2 separate regions of the Mus musculus genome follow, and region 2 is linked to region 1. Evidence: chromatin loops called from intact Hi-C (ENCODE). Cell type or tissue: heart. All regions are shown on one strand. Each heading gives the region's core, and the rest is flanking DNA. Links, peaks and the distances in the headings are about the cores only. Region 1 holds the start of Gm19557 (predicted gene, 19557). Region 2 overlaps Slk (STE20-like kinase).

Region 1 (8,000 bases), core at 1-8,000:
AGTTATCAGACTAGATGTAGTTTGAGTGTCCAGCCACTAGGGGCCGACCTAACTCCACAAACCGGCACTATTTTTCTAAGCCATTTCATTTATAACTCAAGGGTTTCTTGAGATGACTGGATTTCGTTATTCATGAACTGTAATGTCTAAGAGCCGTCCTGCCTGAAACTGAAAAGCCTTGATGTTTGAGAAGAGAGTGAATGTTGACATTACATTCAGAGGCAGTGGTAAACATGGGCGACAAACCAGGGACCAGAAGCAGCGAGCGCATCTCAGAGCCGAGCGTGGTGGTTCACTTCAGTGTGCCCGAATCTCAGGGAGAGCTTGGTGGTTGGCCTCCAGCTTATCCCTACAGGACCGGACACCCCAGGGCTGTTTAAAGGAGCCCCACATGCTGACTCCTCTGCCCAGGCAACACGACATAGAGGAGAGGACAATGAGTCTCGGAGGACAGAAGCCCTGGCTGTCTCCCTCCTGAGTCAGGACAGAGCATCCTGATTCTGTCTAGGAGGGAAGGAACCCTGGGCGCACCGGCTCACCATCACAAAACACTTACGGTTTGGTTTCTGACAGTCTTCCTTAATGATGTGGTAGATCTTCTGCTGCAGGTCTTTGTCTTTGGTGGTTACCTAAAAGGAGAATCCAGAGAGGAAACGTGGTTTGAGAACACAGCAGTGTGTCACTCAGAACTCAAGACCAGCCTTCGAGGCGGTTCTACAAATCCCATAGCAACGACAAGCCTCCCCCATACGCCCTCCCTCAGTGATTCTGATGCGTGGTGGCCGCTGCAGCTCCGCTCTGCCCCTAAGGACACAGCTCTCTCAGGAGCTGGTTTGTTGGGGCCAGAAGGGAAAGCATAACTGGAACCCTGTGCCTTGAAGGGGCAACTGCCCTTTTCTACACTGTGGCCACTCAGACAGACACTCCTCTTCCTTGCCCAGTGTTTTTGAAGGAGCTCCCGCAGGTTCAAAGTTTCCTCCCTGTCCCAGCCTTCTTCCTCTCGGTCCCCTTCTTGTCTTATATTTCTTTAGTTCCTCTTCTTCTAAGCACAAGGAAGAATTAAAGAAGAAATGGGCATGGGGAAGCCAGCAAGCTAGAGAATCCAGCTTATCTACAGAAACGCTCTCTGCTCTTGTAGGCACACCCACAACCATGTTTCTCAACTAGCAGCAGGCTTCACCCTCAGCTACAGGCAGTAAATTTAATAACACTAGAGAAGAGAGAGGGGAGAAGAGGGAAGGGAAGAGGGAAGAGAGGCAGAGAGGGGGGGAGGGAGAGGAAGCAAAAGAAAAAGAAGGTGAGGGAGGGAGGGAGGAAGAGAAGAAAGGGGAAGAGGGAAGGAAGGAAGGAGTGTGTAAAAGGAGAGAAGAAAGAGGAAGGAGGAAGAGCCAAGTCTAAGCATGGGAACACAGCTGAAGAACTGGGTACAGGAAACAGCCATGGCCGCCCGTGAGACCTGATGACTTCGGACTCACAAGATTAGTGTGAAGGTCAACCATGGGTGCAAACAGAGCTCTGGGCTCTGCTGTAACTATGTCCCCAGCAGGGCTTCAGGAGAAAGGAAAGCCACAAATCAGGGATGAGTGGAAGGGAGGGGTCAGCCACAGAAGGGGCCGTGGGATCTATTCCTGTTTGACTACCCCTTCCAGCTCAGGGTGATTCATTCACAAGAGGAAGTGCCCAACCCTGCCACACCTCGCCCTGGGCAGCTGCAGTTGCCCTGGCTGCTTCCCAGGGAGGGTTGCTCTCTACAGACAGACCCTCACAGAAGCCAACCCAGAACAGAAGGAGGCACAAATCTCTAAGAGGGCTCCAGCTGAACTTAGTGTGACAATGGCCGCCATGTCCTGCTTGGCCCCTCCCATCCCGGGATGAGTGGACAGCACTGTGTTATACTGGCTTACCTCTCAACACTGTGGAAAACCCCTCCTACTTAAATAAATAAAACCTGGGCCTCTCCACAGAGGAAATGACCTGCTAAGTAGACCTCTAGCGAGTCTGCAAGCAGGCAGGCCCAGCAGCCTGTCTCCAGAGCTCTCATCTTATTCTGAAGCCACTTCTCCGCTCTGGACACGAGTGGTCCTCTCTCAGCTTACTGCCTCCAACATCAAAGGCATGCAGCAAGAGGCAGACTTCTACCTTGAAAAGATGGAGGCAAGCAAGCAGCCGTCCCGTTCCTCAGAAGGGAGGCTGGCAAGCAAGGCCTTCAGGGAGGCAGACTGGAGTTACCTGAAAGCTTTAACTAAAGTGTCCTTTGCTCCGGGCGCTCTCCTGCGTGAGCCGTCCTTGGAAATACCAACACAGATTCACACAGAGAGCCACACAGATCGAGTCAGGAAACACTATTTGTGACAGCAAAAGTCGTACAACCGTAGTGTCCGTCCGTCCGTCACAAAGGAATGGCTAGAAAGTTCTGGTAAATACTCCTGGTCAGAAAGAGTGAGGCAGACTCGCAGGTGCCGGGACACACGGGCACAGGGACAGACGGTGGCACTGCAGGCTGTGCGGAGCACTCTTCACAGCAGTGGGACATCTGGTGATGCCCGAAGGCATTTCTGATTGTCACAACATACTAGGTGCTAGTGGCATTTAGTGTGAGAGGCCAGGGATGCTGGTGGAAGACACAGGACAGTCTCCAGTGCATCAGCATCTGCACCAGGAGCTCTGAGGATGAGGCCTTCTCAATTAGAAGATAGCTCACTCACTCTTACTCCCTTCCCTTCCGTTCCCCCTTCCCCTACCCTTCCTTCCTTTCTTAAAAAAGCCATAGGGACGTGCTTGTATATCTGTCAATGTACAGATAAATATTTAGACGGCCATTGGGCTTCAAGTGGCAGCATGGATCCGGAGTAGTGGCACACACCTACAATCCCAGCCGTGGAGAGGTGGAGCCAGGAGATTAGGAGTTCAAGGTCAGCCTGGGTTTACAGAGTCAGACTGTTTCACTGGAGGAAACAGTTACATTGTGAAAGGGTAAGAGGTCGCTTTCACCCCGACTCACTGTCTTAGAAACTGGTACTATTCCTAAGCCTAACTGTACTTGTAACGGAAGCCATGAGGGGAAACTAGGCTGCAGGTCTCTTACGTAGTACAGCTTATCAGAGCCACTGTCTCTCTGGAACACGAGTCCTTTTTCCTGAAGCAGCTGGAGAGCATTCTTAAACACTCTCTGCGCTACGCCAGAAGTGCCACTGTCCTTTAACTCCACCTGCACAGGGAAGAAAAAGAAATGTCTCATCTTCCATTACCTGCGACTAACTCCCAAGCCCAACTGGTTTATTATGAATTCACCCAACAGGCTTTTCCTGTGCTGAGTCAGCGTGCTCTAGGCATGCGTCAGCTGAGCAGGCCGGCATTTAGGCAGGGTCAGAAGTCTGCTCTGGAGGGTCACACTTGGTAACTGTGCTGAACTTGGGTTCTGCTCTGACTGATCACGGCTTTGCCCCCAGGCTGCTGGGCGATCTTTCCCATGAGCATCAGCTCCCTCCTCTGAGAGGCCGGGTCAGCAGGGAAAGCACTCGCAGCCATAGGGAGCCAACTGCAGCTCAGCTCCCAGGAACTGCAAACAATACAGGACGCATCCTCTCCAGAGACTGCCTCGCGGCCTCAGGATGTGCTGCCTAGCCTGTTTCAAAGGCCACAGTCCTGAGAGCAAGGACACCAGGGGTCCCTTCTGACAAGCCAGCCGCTTCCGGGACTGAGATCTGTGTTTTGCTCGTCACTTTCAAAAGAACAATGACAGACACGCACGGTTCAGGAAACCAAAATTGCTCACAGACTGAAGCAGCGACTTGGTGCTCAGGCCAGGAACTGGGTGGCTTCCTGAAATATATATAATCTGCCCGCCCAAACATAGTCAGCATTCATCTAGCTGTCAGAGAAACAATGGTCCTGTAAGATCTGCTTATCATGTTTCTGGATTTGCTAAGAAAGGCGACGGTTAGAAAAAAAATCAGAAGGGAGAGACGGGGAAGTGAGCAGCCATGAGTGACAACAGGGCGCCCAGGGCTCTCGGGTTTCTGCATCGCCCGAGCATCTGCAGTCTCCCAGGGCGCTATTAATTGAGGGACACTGACATCCCAAGCAGGGCAATTTGACCAACTGATTCATAATTGATGGAAGAAATCGTTTTCAAAGAGAAACAAATACAGCGACAGATCAGTTTCTTTTTAAATATACAGCACTACACAGAAACAGTCTTCTGCTCTAAGCTTCTTCAAAAGGATACCACGTCAAAACTCCGCCACAGAACATCCTGCCTGGGGGAGTCCTGACGTCTTTCCAGTCAATTGTAGCCATCATGGCTTCACATGAAGGTGGGCCTCGCTACTTACTAATGCTTCTTTAGAACTGGGCATGGTAGCAGACACATAAAGTTCTGCACATAAGAGGCTCAAGCAGAAGGACTGTGAATTTGAGGCTAGCCTGGGTTATGTAGCAAGTTCCAGGTCAGCCTGGACTACAGAGTGAGACCATGCCTCAATAGAAAGAGGAGATGCATGGCTGGAAAGGTGCTTGCCCCCACGTCAAGGCACCTGCTGCCAACTCTTAAGGATCTGAGTTTGATCCTTGGGCCCCAAACACACGCATGCGCGTGCACGCACGCGCGCGCACACAAACCCTGATCTAAAATGTTTTAAAAGGAAAAGAAAAAGGGGAGAGAAGACTAGGAAAGATTTTACTGAAAATAAACTGAGAGGCATCAGAAGCCCTAGGAAGGTCAGTTTAACTCTGAGCTTATTCTAAATGATGAAATGGAAAGGAGGCCAATGGGAAGTGGGCAGTCAGATGGGAGGCTGTCTACAGGCCAACGGGAAGTGAGCAGCTGGAGGCTGAGGCTGTCTACAGGCCACTGGGAAGTGGGCAGCCGGAGACCAAGGCTGTTTAGAAGCAACCTTGGCAAAGAACAAAGTTCCCAGCCACGACCTTCTCCACCCGAGTGTTTTTCTGAAACTCTATCCCTCATCTCCCTTTATGAAATCCTGGGTCACTGCGCACAGAGCCTGTTGCCAGGAAGAGGTAATTAGGTGTGTGAACAAATCTAGGAAGCAAGGTCATGAGGGGCTGGGATGGTGAGAAGGTGCCTGTCCCACCAGCAGCATCCGGAATAAGTTAGGACACTCAGAGCAGCCTGGCTGCTGACGGGAGAAGACTGGAGAGGCGTCAGGACAGTTGCAGAATGGAGCCTGGTTATGGGTGTGAACTCATCCTTGGTACGGGGAAGGAAAGCTCTTAGATGGTGGCAAATCTCTACGTACACAAAGAACAGAAAGATGCACTGCTCACTGAAAACCGAGGTCTCCTAAAGCCGGCAGTGCACTCCCATGTGGGGAACAAGAAGGGAGGCGCCCACCGCTGTCAACATAAGCACAGCATTTGGCCAAGGTCATGCTCCGGACCGGCGGTGGGATCAGGAGCAGGGTGGGAGAGGATGGGAGGGAAACACGCCTGCCATTCTCAGGACCATCTGAATTAAAAAAAAAAAAAAAAAAAAAAAAACCCAAAACCCCAAAATCAATCTTCATTCCTGCAGTACCCAGTCCTGAGGTCCTGTGTAGAGAGCACAGAACATGCAGACAGGGCCTCTGCTAGGACAGCCCTTCAATTCTGCTACAAGAGGTGGGAAAAAAAACCCAAAAACCAAAAAACCACTATGTGCCAGTGACGTCAGCAGGCTGGGACGTAATGGGCGGGGTGAGGACTGCAAGGGACAAGTGGCAGTGACATCACAGATACAGATGGAACTCAGGCCGGGAAGGTAAGTACTAGTGACACAGACAGGGATGCCCCGGGGGTCACAACAGTGAGGGGTGAGATACAGATCTGTGGAGAGATACTGAGGGCAAGTAGCAGTCAGAGGGGATGAGGCATCAGAAGATGACGGTAAGCCGAGACTGTTCACTTAAAAGTAAATACACAGTCACACGCGACAGCAGCGGACCCAAGAGCAGTAATACAAGCGACAGGCTAAACCGGAAATGTCTTAGTAAATCTTAACTTTGTACTAACATAGAAACAGCAAACACCAAAGCAGTGTGCCAGGAGCCCTCGGAGTGCAAGGCGGGGCTGTACCGAGAGGAACGGGAACACTGCTTGGTCCTCTGCACTTTCCTAGCTACAGACATGACTGGATGCAGCTTGGCCTTCACTCGAATTCCTACAACAGGACAGATGAACCTTTCCCAAGGCAAAAGGAGTAAGTCATTAAAAGCCCTGGCTCAGGGATCATCTTGCTGATCGATACATCCTCTTGGGTAGAGGATAGTTGTCTCCTCTCATCTCCCTGACCTACGGGACACCATCTCGGTGAGTACTGGCAACTGCGTGCTGTGACCTCAGCCTAAACACTAAGTGCAGTGTGACCTTGTAAGGGGCAGGTTCAGTGCATTTCAGATTCTTAGTGGTCAGTCACCTTTCCAGAATAGAAATGGCACATGCTAAAACGGTGACCTCTGCTTTTGGAGTCCATCCAGTGTGACTCTGACACCAGTCACTTATGCATCTCCCTCCACCCCACCCCCAGCCCCACCCCCCACATACCTCCCAATGTGCCACACTTACTTGGTCCGAGCCCGTGCTGTGGGTCACAGGCCGACTGGCCAGAGACTGCAAAGACTCCACTGTCTCTAACTCCTGCTGGTAGAAGCTTTGCATTTTCTTCTCCTGGAGGAATTCTTTAATTTTCTCACTCAGCAAAGACGTGAGGCCAGCGAGATCCAAATTGTCTTTATTGCTGCAGGGAGCAAAGTTTTAAAACACCCTGCAGAAAGAAACCACTACTCGGCTCCTTTTGGAGTACACGAAACCAAAAGCTATCTGGGAGAGCCATCCTGCACCATGCTTGTTTTGATTTGCTGTTGTGTTGTTTTGTTTTTACAAACAGGGAAATCCACACGGTGCCCGCTGTGTAGCTTTGGTGGGACCGTGTCACTTGCTGGACACTCGTGGTGGATTATAAAGCGGGTCGAGAACAGCATGGAGGAGGGCCATGTTTGTGAGGGAGAGGAGATCCCACCAAATATCTAGGTGACGTTCATGCTCTTGTGTGCACAGAAGACAGGCATCTAAAGGGAACCAAGCCAGCTCAAGCCCTCTGGCAACCTCTGGGCAGTAGTGCGGAGAGGGTTCCCACTTTCTGTGTTACGCATACCTGCTGTTTGCACTGTTTGACTTACTGGATAAGCGATACATTTACATGTTTGAAAAGTTAAAGAGAGGGCCGGGGTACAGCTCAGTGCTAGAGCACTGGCCTAGCGTGAGTTTGGTCCTGGTTCATTCTCTACCCCGGAAGAAAAACTGTGTGTGACGGCTGTGTGTGTGTGTACACGCTGTACATGTGCTGTGTGTATGTGTGCTGTGTTAAGTACGTGGTCTGTGTATGCTGTCTATGTGCATGAATGTTGTGTGTGTGTGAGAGTGTGTATGTGTGTGTGCATGCATGTGTGTATGTGCTCTGTGTGTGTGCATGTGAGTGTATGTGCTCTGTGTGTGTGCATGCATGCATGCATGCAGATGCCAGAACTTGAAGATACTGGTGCCCTGCTTCATTTCCCTCTACCTATTCCCTTGAGAGCAGATCTCTCATTGACTTTAGAGATAAGGAAGTGGACAGCAAGCCCCGCTGATCGCCCTGCTTCCATCCCCTTAGTGCACACCAGCCGGCCCAGACTTGCCTATAGCCGGGATCTGAGCTTAGGTGCTCACGCATGGGGGACATGCACTTTTACCCACTGAGCTAGCTCTCTAACCCCTCTGCCACCAACTCAATAAAATCAATAATAAGGACAGAATAAAAAGTACCCTCCTGTGCTGGCTAGTTTTATGTCAACTTGACACAACTGACATAGTCATCTAAGGAAAGGGAACCTCAATTGAGAAGATGCCTCCAGAAGTCCGGGCAGCAGGCAAGCTGCAGGAGATTTGCTTAGTGATTGATGTGGGAGGGAGGGCCCAACCTATTGTGGGTGGGGCCACCCTCAGGCTGGTAGTCCTGCATTCTC
Region 2 (8,616 bases), core at 243-8,242, 130 kb after region 1:
ATGACTGGGGAGTCCGAATGTCTTAATCCATCAGCACAGAGCCGGATCTCTAAATTCTACCCTATTCCCACCTTACATTCCACTGGGTCATAGCAACAGCAAGTGTCCTCATCTGGATTTGGCTTCTAAGTACATCATTGTATTCTCTTCATCTTCCACAGTATGTATGACTACAAAGACAATCACCTGCTTCATCTTCTTGGTGGTTTTAAAAATTTCTTTCTTGAATTTTATTGTTAAACAAAGATGAAGGGCAGACGAACTAAGACAGATGCTCGGCCATGTTGGTGACGTAGCATCTCGTGGTAATTCCCTAAGGTGATTTTGTATATTGACCTTAAATATTGTATTCTTTAGACACTGTTATTGAAAACTGCCAGAGACATAATGTTTAAAGTTATTTGGAAAATATATCTGTTACATCACTAAGTATTAATAAATATTGTTTTACCTGATTTCTCAATGATGCTAAATTCTATAGAAAGGACTCTGCTATAGAATTGGGATAATTTTCTTTTGGTAAACCAACTCTTACTTTTAAAAAGCCATGAGTTAGAGAATACGTTATTGATTCAGTACATAGATATATTTTTATCACTAAACAGGATCAAAATCTTTTAAAAGAGAAAAGTTATTTCAATAATTTGTCGCAAACATTAGCCTGTGTGGGTAGGAGCTAATTATTAAGGTGCTAATTTTATTAAGATAGTGCCTAAAACACTAAATTTTAAACATATGTAAAATGGGGCTTTCCTTTTGGTCATGAGGAACAAAGTCCCCTTCTCACTGACATCACTGTTTTAAAAACTTGCTTATATTACCATTCCGTAGAAAATTACATCCTAAAACAGATGGTGTACAAAGCCTGGGAAGATGGGAGAACTGGCTTTAACATGTGAGTTGGTGAGCCCCTTTACTCTCTGAGAGATGCCCACAGCTCAGGGAGTTCTGCCATCACCGAGAGCTCAGCCCTGAGCTGCAGTCACGGCTACAGTTCTGAAGCTAGTCTCAGCAGTGTTTGTCCACAATGGATTTTCTTTCATATCAGACACACACCCAAGGTGACACTGGGTTGTTTCCAATGAGGTTATTCAAGTGCATTTTGGTTTTATTTTATTCCATGTTTAAATTAATTACTTTGGGTAGGAAAAGCCTGAAGTCTCTATCATGTGGTTACTGGTACATGTGATTTTGATGAAATGTTCACTCTTAGTTCCTTTTGAAGTTCAGAATCTCAGCCACATGTCAGGTCAACAGTGTTAGAAACAGCACATTTGTAAATGATGCTCACTGCCTGCCATTGGCAACCTGTTCTCTTCTAAGAGTGCTGGGTACCAAATTGTTACCAGTATTTAGTTATATTTTGAGGTTGGTGAAAAGTAGTGTAATGTGGGAGCAGGAGTTCATGTAAGAACCGTAGATGTCTGTAGAGCTTTCTGGCCGTTTGTTTGAAACTTTGGATGCTGAGCTCTATCTGGTTAGATGGTTTAAAAATGCATGTGTAATTTTAATTTTATAATTATTTTGGCAAGCATAATTTTTCTGGACAACCTTGTAGGTAGCCTTAACTTTTAGCCAACTTTGTTTTTTATATAAATATATATAAATATATACATATATAATGTATGGTTGTAAATTCATACACTTATCACATGAATGTGTTACTATATACAGAATTCATAATGCTTTATTTTCAGATGCTGGGTTGAAAACTGTTTGAAAGCCTTTAAATATATATCTTTATAAAGTAATATTCAGGATGATGATGAAATTGTTTATATTGTTATGATAAAAGATGGTATTATGTTACCTAGTGTATTTAATGACTTATTTGAAGAGGGAGAGGGGAGGAAGGCTCTCATACCACTTTCTCCTTTGAGTTTTTACAAATTAATTCTTCAGTCAGTGGATTTTCTTTTCAGTTTCATTCAGGTAATTTAGACATGATCTGCCCTTCCAGTTCCTTGACATTTAGAGCATTGTGTCTGGGAGGGAGGAAAAGGGTGTCTCCCTGAAGCCTGCCCTCTAGATTTCCTGCTCCTGCTTGGAGTTTTCTTCCGAGCATGGCTGCCTTCCTGTGTGTGCAGGGACTGTTACTGGAGCACACCCATCTCAGCACTTCAGGTTATGATAGGAAGTGTTTTGTAACAGAACGTGCTGTTTCTAAACAAACCTGCCTACTCCTCAGGCCTTAAACCAAGTAGATAATAGTGACTGTTCTTTCCTGCATGAAGTATAGGTGGGGAGGGGCTGAGGGGCAAAGGCATCCATTCATACAGTCAGTCCATTCCTGATTAGGTCACTCAGTTGCTGTGGCAGAATGTGCCATGCAGCGCATAAAGGAGTTTGTCAGCAGTCACCTCCCCATTCCCTGCATGCTGTGGATGCGCCACACCTCCTCCTCGCCTCTGCAGGTCCAGCTCCTAGAGCCCTAGTAACAGGGCTTCCCCCCTAACCCTGTTGAGGCTCAGGCTGTGGGTCGCTGAATTAGCTGTTTTAGGTGGAGTCATAGTAAGCTCTTTCTTACCTTTCCTGTGTGTGAGGAGGACATTTGGAGTGTTTTTAGGATGCTGAGAATCTTGGAAGCATCTCACCTGACAGGACATGGCAAGTTGTACCTAAGCAGGGGGCAGAACCAGAGCTACCTCTCCAGTGTTTTCTCAGGCACGTGAGGCCCATGGGGGCTCTCTGATCTCTCGAGCATCAGCAAGTCTCAGAAGTGATTGTCTTTTGTACTCTTCCAGGTCCCTCCTACCCTCATACTTTCCCCCATTCTACACTGTGCTTATTAAATGACAAAGACTCTTCTAAGAAGCCAAATTCGGCCATATTAATAGCTAGAAACATTGCAGAATGAAACATCTAGAACTGCAGTGGAAGACGAGAGCATCAGCTCTCCGAGAGCCTTCTGGTCCTCTCTGCGTGGTGATTGTGTAGGATGCGGGGTGGTGATTTTCATGTTTCTCTTCAGTCAGAGGCAACAGTTGATGTCTCTGCCGAACTGTTCTTCGGCTGACATGGTTTTAATAACGCTTTAAAATTTCTGCTACAGAGCTTGGAGTAGAGTCTTACCAGTTTCAAATGTTGGCTGCAGCTTAAAAATGTGATTCTTTTCAGTGTAATAAGTTCACAAGCTAAGTTTTCAAAGAGAATTTTGCTTCACATTATGCTTCTTGTCTATTTGGGATCAGAAATATGCCTTTTCAATCATGGGATTGTCAAACAATAAAGCTATTTCTTAATCTATTTTGGGGAATTTTCTTTTTAATTTAAAATCTTAAAAATGAGGTTGTCCTGCCTGAGACACTTTGCAGCTTTTGGTTCTAGTTATATTTTAAACTTTTCACCTTCCCAGTCTTCTGACCTTCTATGTTTATCATTGATCCTAGCTATCTACGTGTCTGTCTGTCTGTCTGTTTGTCTGTCTGTCTCTGTCTCTCCCTCTCCCTCCCCTTCCCCCTCCCCCCTCCCTCTCATTACTGACAAATGTAACTTTTACCTTGCAGGTAAGTACCTTCCAATATGTACCTTCCTCCTTTGGGAGATGTTTAAAGTGTCTATGTGGCCATGTGTGTGTGTGTGCTTTTATTTCCTTCTTTTCTCCCTGGGATAGATTATTTGTTTCAAATTGATGAAAAATCATATGATAAAACCCCCTCCACTCAGTAGACGCTGGCGGCTGCCTTGCTTGGCCTGGGTGCAGCTTGGTCGAAGGGAGCTACTGATGTCATTTTCTAATCTCAGAGCATTGTGTGCTGTTGAGCTCATCCTGATCCCTTTTCGCTCTCGAGTGAAACAAAGAAGCTCACATCCACTGCTCTCCAGCTGAAGACATGGCTCATGGCTGGTATCTTTTGTGTGTGTGTGTGTGTGTGTGTGTGTGTGTGTGTGTGTGTTTTCTGGAGGAGGTAGCACACTTAGACTTTCCTCCCATTTCTTCTGGGTGTACGATTCTATGAAGATTTTTAGATGATGACTTTGTAAAGTCTAGTAACGAGGGAACATTTCCTAGGCCTGATTAATCATTAATGATAATCAAGACATCTTCATCTCTATACTTGGCTTCCAGTCATACATTAATTGCAAAGAAGCTTCTAATTTGTTGTCTATGTGTTTAGCTTTCAAGGAACTTAGAGAAAACAAAAGTGCTTTGTCTGGTGTGTCCAGATTGAAGTGGTAGCTTTTAAAACTCTGCCTTTAGAGATCTCAGTGATCCATTGCTGGAAGCCAGGTCTAAACTACCACCAATCACCTCTTCCATTTGTGACAAACAGTGTTGCAATCAGACCTATGTAACCCGGATCCTTTTTTTAAACTAACTTTCTCACATGATTAAACATACATTAAAAAAGAAAAAAAAACTTTAATTGAAAATTTTACAGTTGAAATGATTTTTCATCTTACAGGTTACATACAAATGTTTTTAGACAGTGGAAAGTGCTTAAATAAAAACCAACTGTGCCCAGTCTTTTATGCCATTTCCTAAGTGCAGGATGGTGTGTGGAAGCCATGCTTCCTCAGCATCAGGAGTTCTGTGTCCTCTCTTTTCTCCCTTCCTTGCCCACTGCCCCTCTTGTCCTGTCTGGGTCTAGTGTGGTGTCATAGTTGTACTTCTGGCCTGTACCTGTGGACACAGGCCATAGCTACGACCAGTCAAGCTTTGTAAGCCAGTGGGAAGGTGATTGGCATCTGCACCATGGTAACTGAAGGTAACCATGTCACCTCCTCTGAGGAAGTGAACTTTGAGTGTTTTCAGTTGCAAGAGTCACCTCTGTGACTGGAGAATGCAGAGTGAAGAGAGGAGGAGGAGCTGACAGCAGCCTTCGTAACATAACCCATCACACGTCATCTACAAAGGTCCCCATTCCCATTTTCCATTTTCTGGGCTCACTTTTTAGGCAAAGCTCCAAGATCCCCAGCCAACAGTTATGTAACTGGCTTCCGAGGCCTGGCAGAGGCTGGGCTAAATGCTAAAGAAGCCGGGGAGCTCAGATCTATGTAGCAGAGAGGTCAAGTCTCATATTAAACATTGCAGCTATTCCGAAAGGCCCACCCAACCAATGGAGCTGTTTCAGATTGTGTGTCTTTGAATTTTCTGTATGTATATATTTGGTTCAGACTAAAACAAGTGTCGCTGGGTGATTTGGTCTCAGGAGGACGGGGACCCTTGGACATAGGCGCCCAAGAACCGGTCCCAGATACTTGGTGGCTCTGCCAAGTGCAGCTTACGGCTTGATGGCAATACTTCTCTTCCTTCTCCCAGTATAGACTTGGTCACCTGAAAGTCCAAAGATGAGCAGGGGTTAAATGCCTTGTGGCCTATGACCTTAGGGAGGACCAGCGATACCAACAGTGATTGCTATAAGGTAGCCTGGAAGATTAATCCTTTGTAAAGCTATTTTTTCCCTTCCAAGTCATCTCCCTACTTTGTTACCAGGTTCTTCCTCACTCTGCGGCAGCTCTGGTCTTCCCTTTCCCCAGCTGTGCGACACCATTTTCTGCATTGGTTTTTGCTTGATTTTTCTCAGGCTAGCCCAGAACCAAATGCCCTCTTCTCTGCTGGATCCCAGAACCCCAGCAGTCACACACCACTGCTTACCTTTGTCTCCTTTCTCTCCTTTGTTCCCTCTGGGGCCGGGTGGCCCTGGAGGACCTCGTGGTCCAGCAGGGCCCCTGTCACCTAGAAGGACAGAGAGGGCATTGACACCAGAGTATGAGTACAGAGCCGAAGGCGTGGCACAGTATGGCACTAAGGCATAAACAGCTGACCCTGGGGTCCCTGCTGTCACTTACCTTTGGGGCCTGGGGTTCCCACATCTCCCTTCTGCCCAGGTGGTCCCGGGATAGTGCCGTAGGCTGCAAGGAAGGAAAGAGTCTAGCCTTAGACCAGAGCTTGCCTGAGGCTTGGGAGGTCAAGCATTTACTCAAAGCAACACAGAGAGTGGTGGCATCAGGACTTATACAAGGAACCAGAAGTAGGCTTGAGTTTTGGCATCTCAGCTACGGGGAGAAGATCATTACGTTGGTGTTTGTATGCCAGGCCCCACGAAAGACTAAGCAGCAGGCCAGTGCTGGGCAAGCCATGGAGCTGTGCTTACTTTGGAAGAAGTCCATGAGGTCTTGTGTCACGTTGCTGTAGGCTGAGAAGACCCTGCTGATGCCAGGAGGGCCTTGGGGCCCAGGTGGGCCCTGGACAGTGTAGGCCATCCCTTGTAGCAGACCCTGACCTGCAGAATACCAGGGTGCTGGTGTAGGAAGCAGCATACCACTTCGCTGCTGAAGGGCAGTGTCCTCGGACTGCCTCACTCAGAGCAGCTAAACTAGATGAAACCAGCCTGAGGGAAAAGCCCTGCAGCTTCCTTTGCTGTCCAGCAGACTGGGCTGACCTGTTGTGACAGTCCTCGGGTAGCTAAAGTGAGAAAGGGCCTCCTGGCTAACAACTGCCACGAAGCCCTGTCAGAAAGCCGCTCCCGTCAGACTTGTTCCGAGCAAAGTACCAAGCCCTTTGCTGTGTGCCCTGCTCTGCACTGCTCAGTGTCAGCACTGGGGTCCCTTGCACTGAGAGAGTGGGGTCTTCTCTTTTTCAATCCCCACCCATCTGATTCCAGAGCTGCTATCTACACAGTCCAAGTACATAAAAAAACGAGGGCCAGTTTTAGGCCTGCAAAGCCTAAATGCTGAGGTCCACACATGCTCCTTCCCCCTCTGAGGGCCACAGGTTCCAACTTACGCTGCATGCTCTCCGACACCCGCACTGCCAGCTTGTTGTAATCTAGGTCTCCAGTGAAGCCATCCCGGAACGAGTCACCATTGGTGCCATATATACCACCACCTGCAGCTGCCCCATAGCCTCCGCCTGGGCCGATGTCGGTACCATAGGGGCCCCCATCTCCTGCACCATAGGCTCCACCTTCACCCAGGGAGCCTCCGTTGGTTCCCCCTGTGCCCGTGGAAGAGCTGTAGGAAGTGCCCCTTCTGGCTGAGGAGTTGCTGCTCCAGTTGTAGTTCTCCCTTAAGTGACCATCTCCAGGTGGTCCCTGTGGCCCCGGAGGGCCTGGAGGGCCAACGATGAAGCTGCGAACATCAGGACCTGTAGGGGAGGAAGATGCATTACCGGCAGACTGTGGTGGACAAAAGAGTTGGGAGCTAGGGGGGTCTCTGGAGTTTTAACACCCCTTAGAGTGACCTTTGAGGCCCTTGTACATGTACAGGATGCTGGTGAGCAGAGAGTGGTTTATCTAGACTGCTGACCATCCTGTGGCTCCTGCAGAAGAGTTGTGAAGGTCTAGGGGGAGGGCACAGGAGACCAACATCAAGGTACCTACTTGTGAGGTAGCTAATCAGCTCGCTGCGGAAGTTGTCGCTGTTCTCAGCTGCATAGGTGGACAGAGCTGCTGAGACACCTGGGGGCCCTCGAGGACCTGGGGGCCCTGGTGGGCCTGGAGGGCCTGGGATGGAGGACAAACCAGCGGCTGTGTGAGAGGGGAGGGAAAGAGGAAGGTCAGGATCCTGGACAGAAAAGGCTAGATTCTCAGCCTGGCCTTGACCTACTGCGGGCCCCCTCACCCCCCATGGATTGGGTGCAAGAGATGGGTATGTGTGTGTGTGTGTGTGTGGAGTAGAGGAGAGTGGGCAAGGCCTAGGTTGTCCCTTTCAGGCGATATCTAGGAATGGCCGCTTTCAAGGGACCCTTCTCCCCTTCACCCCATACATATCCTATGTCCTTCTAGACCTTCATCACCAGGCATTAGAATGTAATACAAGGTATTACATTATGTCCTTGTTAAGTGACTGATCACATGGCTCATGAGCTCTGCAAAGGCTACAGTTTGGAGCTTAGTTTCTTCCCATTTCTTCCCCTACCAAGGCTCATGGCTCCTCACAGCCGTGTGACCCTGTCCAGGGCCCCAGGGCCCTCCTGGTGCATGCTCCACTGGGGAACAGCACATTGAATCAGTTCTCCATGGCAGCCCTAGAGAGGGCTGGGGATGCCCTCAAAGTCAGGCTGCAGTCCTCAGCCTGTCTCTTATGCTCTCTAGTGTCCTACTGTGCAAGTATGATGAGAGGTCCTCCACACTGATGCTGGACCATGCATTGCCTGGCATCCCGGGTGGCCCTGGGGGCCCTGGAGGTCCAATGATGTTTCTGTAGTCAGACCCTGGGACATCAGTGGGCAGTAAGTTGTCAGTCACAGCCTGAGCCAAGGTTTCAGTTTCCATCCCAAACCATTTGATGGATGTTCCTGCTTGGCCTTACCTCGGAGCATGGTCAGTAGCTCCTCGTAGGATGTTCCTGGCAGGCCAGGGGGTCCCGGTGGGCCAGGATGCCCAAAGCTGATCCCAGAACCTGGGGAACAAGGTCCCAAGTAGTTGGAGACTCAAGTGGGATTGGGGAGGACGGATACAAATGGAAAAAAGTGGGGTCTGAGGAAGGGAAAGAACGGTGGTAGGGAGGAAGATAGAAAGGAGCGTGGTGCAGACACAGTGTGGGCAGTGGCGCCCAGAGGAGGGCACTGAGCAGAGCACAGGTCCACAGCCAGCTGCTGGGTGCAGAGTGCCCGTTCATGCGTACACCCATGTGCTCCCGGGCTTCTTTTGCTGTGCTCTGAGGCTTGCT

What was found. A loop is a pair of places that touch in the nucleus more often than their neighbours do. Peaks named below come from ENCODE experiments on the same cell type or tissue, not always from the same donor. Only the 100,000 strongest peaks of a DNase experiment are listed, where the experiment ranks them.
Region 2: a loop joins it to region 1, with 2.7 times the contacts of the local background. A loop is called at or near these places in 2 of 42 quality-filtered maps.

Annotation. Positions count from the first base shown.
Region 1 is chr19:47,507,250-47,515,249 of GRCm38, forward strand. Stn1 (STN1, CST complex subunit) reads right to left here. Exons shown (of 10, transcript NM_175360.3): 7 at 6,562-6,733; 8 at 3,086-3,208; 9 at 557-629. It overlaps Gm19557 (predicted gene, 19557), which reads left to right and starts at 5,733. Exons shown (of 3, transcript NR_045322.1): 1 at 5,733-5,758; 2 at 6,014-6,306; 3 at 6,884-8,000. In heart, for the core only: no CTCF peak of the experiment used is centred there; DNase peaks (open chromatin) are centred at 1,672, 3,662, 4,942, 6,442 and 4 weaker places; H3K27ac peaks cover 5,522 bases.
Region 2 is chr19:47,642,001-47,650,616 of GRCm38, forward strand. It overlaps Slk (STE20-like kinase), which reads left to right. Exons shown (of 18, transcript NM_001164639.1): 18 at 1-3,246. The coding sequence ends at 93. Col17a1 (collagen, type XVII, alpha 1) reads right to left here. Exons shown (of 54, transcript NM_001290825.1): 47 at 8,257-8,346; 48 at 8,048-8,158; 49 at 7,326-7,472; 50 at 6,731-7,090; 51 at 6,099-6,227; 52 at 5,794-5,856; 53 at 5,600-5,680; 54 at 4,341-5,278. The coding sequence ends at 5,226. Among named protein-coding and RNA genes, the nearest start is that of Gm16068, 39 kb to the left of the region's middle. In heart, for the core only: no CTCF peak of the experiment used is centred there; a DNase peak (open chromatin) is centred at 3,731; H3K27ac peaks cover 1,009 bases.